Linked DNA regions of Homo sapiens: region 2 is linked to region 1. A link is a loop called in an ENCODE intact Hi-C map of the cell type or tissue named here. Cell type or tissue: OCI-LY7. All regions are shown on one strand. Links, peaks and the distances in the headings refer to the core of each region. The heading gives the core; the rest is flanking DNA.

Region 1 (2,908 bases), core at 409-2,908:
TGCTATTTCTCCCATCTTAAAACTTTTTCTTGATCCTATTTCCTCCACCATGACTCCCATTTCTCTGTCCCCGTATTCAGCAAAACTCAGGTTTCTTTTTGAGATGGAGTCTCACTCCAGCCTAAGCTGGAGTGGAGTGGCGTGATCTCAGCTCACTGCAACATTCACCTCTGGGGCTCAAGCGATTCTCCTGCCTCAGCCTCCCAAGTAGCTGGGACTACAGGTGTGCGCCACCACACCTGGTTAATTTTTTTGTAGTTTTAGTAGAGACAGGGTTTCACCATGTTGCCCTGGGTGGTCTCGAACTCCTGAGCTCAGGTAATCCACCTGCCTCAGCCTCCCAAAGTGCTGGGATTACAGGCATGAGCTACCGCACCCAGCCTCTTTTTTTTTTTTTTTTTTTTTTTTTTTTTTTTTTGAGATGGAATCTGCCAGCGCGCCTGGCCTTTTTTTCTTTTTTTGAGACAGGGTCTCTCTCTGTTGCTCAGGCTGAAGTTCAGTGGCGAAAACATGGCTCACTGCAACCTGATTCATGGATTCAAGCGATCCTCCTGCTTCAGCCTCCTGAGTAGCTGGGACTACAGGCATGCACCGCCATGCCCAGCTAAGAGACCAGCTTTATCCATTACCACAACTGTTTATCAGATTAGGATATTGCCGCAGAGAAACAGAAATAGCACAGATTTTAAAGATCAACTTTATTGAAGTATAATTTACATACAAATTTTATGTGTATTAGCCGGGCGCGGTGGCTCATCCCTGTAATCCCAGCACTTTGGGAAGCCGAGGCGGGTGGATCACGAGGTCAGGAGATCAAAACCATCCTGGCTAACACGGTGAAACCCCATCTCTACTAAAAATACAAAACATTAGCCAGGCGTGGTGGTGGGTGCCCGTAGTCCCAGTTACTCGGGAGGCTGAGGCAGGAGAATGGCGTGAACCCAGGAGGCGGGGCTTGCAGTGAGCGGAGATCGTGCCACTGCACTCCAGCCTGGGCGACAGAGCAAGACTTCGTCTCAAAAAAAAAAAAAAAAATGTATTTTTTTTTTATGAGTTTTGACAAATGTATAGGTAATTTTATTTGTAGTAGAGGACGTTAAGGTTCCCGGGGATTGTGCAGGTCCAGGGATTTAACAGAGGGATCCTGTTTAGGAAACAGGACAACATCGGGGCTCTTGGGAAACATAATCAAACAGGAACAAGTGGAGACACCAAGGGCTGGCCAGAGGTTGGTGCTGGGGTCTCAGTGCACCAGGATCTGGCCCTCTGGAATGCCTGGCGACTTCATGGCAGCTCCTGGCCCTCCTCAGGGAGCGGTCTCACCACTCTGACGCGTGTTTAGGCCACGAGGTGAGACCTAGGACTGGGTTCTGGCTCTCTGCCCTGCAACTTTCCTGCCACTACCCGCGCCCGTATCCCTGCCCACCAACTGGGGGCGCTCCAGTCGGTGACAGCCAACTTTCACTGCTGCCACCACAACCGCAGGGCCCCAATTACCTCTCTGTTAGAAATCGGTTTCAGAGCGGTGGAACCGCGGGCGGGAAAAAGCCCAGGCGCTGTCTCGGGTGCCCCTTCGTGTCAGCCATCCTCTGGTCTCTCGGGTCTCCGAAGCTCGGGGCTAACTGGGCGCGAACCGCTGAGCCCGCCTACCAACCAGGCCCTTTCTCCCGCCCCTCTGCGGCTGAAACCCTCAAGGGGTTGCAGGTTCAGCTTTCACTTAGAGACAGCAACTCCAAATTCAGGGTCGCTGGGGAAACTAAGGCAGGACTGGGGACTCTGAGTGAGAGGTCAGACGCTGGTCGCGGACTCTTTCTCCCGAGAACTGGGGATAGCTCTTCCGATAGCCCAAAGCGATTCATGCGGATCCTAGAAGAAAGCGCCGAGGTCCGGGCGGTTGGCCGGGGAGAGCGAAGCGCCGCCCACGCGGCTGGGAAAGCTTGGGGTGGCGCTGGCGGGAGGTGGGGCCGGGGGCGGGTTCCTGGCGGAGGGTGGGGCAGACGTGGGTTACCGGGTGTGCCAACCAAACCCTGAACAGAGGAGGTGGCGGTGGTGGCCCTCGCCTGTGGCCCCCGTGCTGCTTGCACTCGAACTCGTCGCCATGGAGGAGCTCCAGGAGCCTCTGAGAGGACAGCTCCGGCTCTGCTTCACGCAAGCTGCCCGGACTAGCCTCTTACTGCTCAGGCTCAACGACGCTGCCCTGCGGGCGCTGCAAGAGTGTCAGCGGCAACAGGTACGGCCGGCCCCCTTCTTCTCTAGTCACTGCCCCTAGGGACCTTGGGCCTCAGCCGGCGACCCTGGAGAAGGTGCAGGGGAGAGGGAGCGGCTTCCGCAAGCTCTGGCCTCCCCACCTCTCCAAGTGAAGCCCGCTAGGCAGGTGATCCCGGGCTCCGGACGCCGGATCCTGGGGACACTGCTTCACCTGCGCTCAACGGTCACATCTTCGCTCTCCCCGCAGGTACGGCCGGTGATTGCTTTCCAAGGCCACCGAGGGGTAAGTGCGAGCTCAGGGTGTGTGAGCGAGGTGAGGGCGAGGGAGCATAAACGTGGGCTGGAGGTGGAAGGTGCGGTCGGGGCCGGAGGCTGCGAGTAGTCACGGTCTGAGGTAGTTCCGATAACTGAACTCCAAGTGGGGCGAGGAGGCTGCTGGGGTTGTCCCAGGGGGCTGTGGTTTGAGGGGACTGTGCTGTTTCGGCCTCCTGGGGAACTCAGGCCCAGCTGCACCTGGTGTGCTAACAAGCCCTGTGGGACCCGTCTTAGTCTTACTTACGGACTGGCTCCCGGACGAGTGGCGGCGGCAGGAGGGGGAGGGGCTGACTTCATGGGGCTTACCGTCTCCTTCCACCCCCAGTATCTGAGACTCCCAGGCCCTGGTTGGTCCTGCCTCTTCTCCTTCATAGTGTCCCAGTGT
Region 2 (2,908 bases), core at 409-2,908, 51 kb before region 1:
AGCTTAAGACCAGCTTGGGCAACACCTCCCAACCTCCACCCCACAAACATCCCAACATCTCCATTAAAAAAAAAAAAAGAAAAGAAAGAAAGAAAAAGAAAAAAGATATGCAAATTGTATGCCCCAACTTCTGAATCAGAAACTGTTGGTGGGGCCCTGCAATGGAGTTTTAACAAACTCTCCATGTAATTCTGATATAGCCTAAAGTTTGAGAACCACAGATTTTATCCAATCCCCTAAGGTCATTTGCTTAAAGGAACAAGGTTTCTTAGAAGTACCCGTGCTAGGCCAGGCGCGGTGGCTCACGCCTGTAATTCCAGCACTTTGGGAGGCCGAGGCGGGCGGATCATGAGGTCAGGAGATCGAGACCATCCTGGCGAACATGGTGGAACCCTGTCTCTACTGAAAATATAAAAAATTAGCCGGGCATGGTGGCGGGCGCCTGTAATCCCAGCTACTCAGGAGGCTGAGGCAGGAGAATGGTGTGAACCCGGGAGGAGGAGCTTGCAGTAAGCCGAGATCATGCCACTGCGCTCCATCCTGGGCAACAGAACAAGACTCGTCTCAAAAAAAAAAAAAAAAAAAAAAAAAAGTGGCCATGCTAGGCTCTCAACCCCAAGTCCAATTCATTTAATACTTACCCCATGCTGTCCCACTATGAGTCCTGGTTCTTAACTCTGGGACGAGAAAGCATAAAGCAAACTTCTATTTCATAACAACAAGCCTTCAATTATAGTATCTCCCTTTCCCTAGGATCATTTTCTGTTTTCTGAGTTCCATCAACATTGTGTCATGTGCTATGTATGTTTTATCTTGTCCAGTTAAAATTTGTCACTTTGAATGGAGCACGGCGCTCCTGGTAGGCAGCAGAAGCCAAAAGAATTACAGACCAGGCTGGGCGCAGTGGCTCACCCCTGTAATCCCAGCACTTTGGGAGGCTGAGGCGGGTGGATCACAAGGTCAGGAGTTAGAGACCAGCCTGACAAACATGGTGAAACCCCGTCTCTACTAAAAACACAAAATTAACCAGGTGTGGTGGCACGCGCCTGTAATCCCAGCTACTCAGGAGGCTGAAGCAGGACAATCTATTAAAACTGGGAGGCCGAGGTTGCAGTGAGCCGAGATAGCGTCACTGCACTCTGGCCTGGGCGACAGAGCGAGACTCTGTCTCCAAAAAAAAAAAAAAGAAAAAAATTACACACCAAATTCCTTAAATTGATTGGAATTACACAGAACAAATGTGTTTCTCATGTATCTTACCTACTCTGTCATTTGTCTCGTTTTGCATTTAAAGGAAATATTATTCAACACAACCATAGAATCAATTTATGTTTCCCTACCCTGATATCAAAGGTCAGTCAATACCATGTCCCACAAACTGATGACTTCTGATATACTGTACATAAACATGTAAAGGTGAGAAAGGCACCATAAAGTATGACTAAACCCAAAAATATATGCAGTTAGTTTAGAGAAAGAAAAAAGGAAGCAGAGTAAAGATTAAGTCAATCCTTTCATTGACACATCAACAGCAAGAGCAAAAATAACCCAAGGAAGTTATTTGTTAAACCTTAAAAATAATAAAAATGTATTATTACATTTATACTTACATTAGATGATGAAATAACTTGTTTGTACCAGAGAGATCCTCGAAAAACTTCGATTTATCAGAACTTCAAATTTCAAAAAAGAGAAACCAGAACAAGCTACTAATTAAGTTCTTACCAGGGATGGTGTGGTATCTTCATCACTGTCTCCATCCTGACTACTTTCCACATCAACACTGAGATTCATCGCATCTGCCGTTCTCTTGGGTTGTAGCTTGTTACTTTCAGTATGAACAGCTGAGGATGAATTTTGCAGCGTGGATTCTGCCTTGGAAGATGTGTTTTTCATCTTTGGAGGTATAATCCTTCTGCAAGTTTTCTTTATTTTAGTCTTCTTACACGCCACTTCATTGTTAGAATTCTTTTCTGATAGGGATTTGGGGCACATAAGCTGGTCTAGCTGGTAATTACTGAGTGAAAAGGGGGCAAGATAGACCTTAGCTGTTTTTATTAAAACTGTAGTCTGTGCTGGTCTCAGAGACACATAAGCGATGTTTTGATTTTCTTTATATTCATTTACCTATTCAGATCAATAAAAGAAAACAGAATATTAGAACTCCAAGTCCTGTGCCTTTTCTTACAGGATCCCTAACAGATCTAATAATTCCCATTTCCCAAAGACAATATAAATCCAAATTGAGGCCAGGTGCAGTGGCTCACGCCTGTAATCCCAGCACTTTGGGAGGCCCAATCGGGCAGATCGCGAGGTCAGGAGATCGAGACCATCCTGGCTAACATAATGAAACCACCTGTCTCTACTAAAAATACAAAAATTAGCTGGGCATAGTGGCACACGCCTGTAGTCCCAGCTACTCAGGAGGCTGAGGCAGAAGAATCACTTGAACCCGGGAGACGGAGGTTGCAGTGAGCCGAGATCACACCACTGCCCTCCAGCCTGGGCAACAGAGTGAGACTTAAGCTCAAAAAAATAAATAAATCCAAATTGACACCCTTCGTAAGAAAACTTATTTTCCCCTCCAAAATCCTAGATATGTAATTCACTAACCTTAACCTCAGTAGAATTCACTTACTGGGCACATTTGCCCATAAGTTTTCCAGACCAATAATAATAATGACTAGCATTTGTGACTGGGGCAAATACCCCAACTGTCAGCTGCGGATTGTCTGGAATTATTTAAAGAGTGTGAAGCCGATCATAACTGTGGCAGAAGAAAACGCAGAAGGTTGAAGAAAGGGAATCCCAGATGTGACTCTCCCACTATTTCTCGGGTTATTGATAAGAACCTTTCGTCAAAGCTGAAGGCCTAAGGGCAGGGATCCCCCGCCTACCCCCGGTGCCA

What was found. Hi-C counts contacts between places; a loop is a spot of excess contacts. Peaks named below come from ENCODE experiments on the same cell type or tissue, not always from the same donor. Only the 100,000 strongest peaks of a DNase experiment are listed, where the experiment ranks them.
Region 2: a loop joins it to region 1, with 6 times the contacts of the local background. A loop is called at or near these places in 13 of 110 quality-filtered maps.

Annotation. Positions count from the first base shown.
Region 1 is chr15:43,776,092-43,778,999 of GRCh38, reverse strand. ELL3 (elongation factor for RNA polymerase II 3) reads left to right here and starts at 2,034. Exons shown (of 11, transcript NM_025165.3): 1 at 2,034-2,230; 2 at 2,456-2,491; 3 at 2,849-2,908. The coding sequence starts at 2,099. It also overlaps a transcript of SERF2 not described here. RefSeq lists enhancers at 1,702-1,911, 2,522-2,571, 2,065-2,593 and a silencer at 1,972-2,081. In OCI-LY7, for the core only: CTCF peaks have their summits at 1,237 and 1,438 (motif pointing right); DNase peaks (open chromatin) are centred at 1,539, 1,969 and 2,699; H3K4me3 peaks cover 2,449 bases; H3K27ac peaks cover 2,461 bases.
Region 2 is chr15:43,827,184-43,830,091 of GRCh38, reverse strand. It overlaps WDR76 (WD repeat domain 76), which reads right to left. Exons shown (of 13, transcript NM_024908.4): 2 at 1,726-2,127. Among named protein-coding and RNA genes, the nearest start is that of WDR76, 1.6 kb to the right of the region's middle. In OCI-LY7, for the core only: no CTCF peak of the experiment used is centred there; a DNase peak (open chromatin) is centred at 1,801; H3K4me3 peaks cover 2,500 bases; H3K27ac peaks cover 2,500 bases.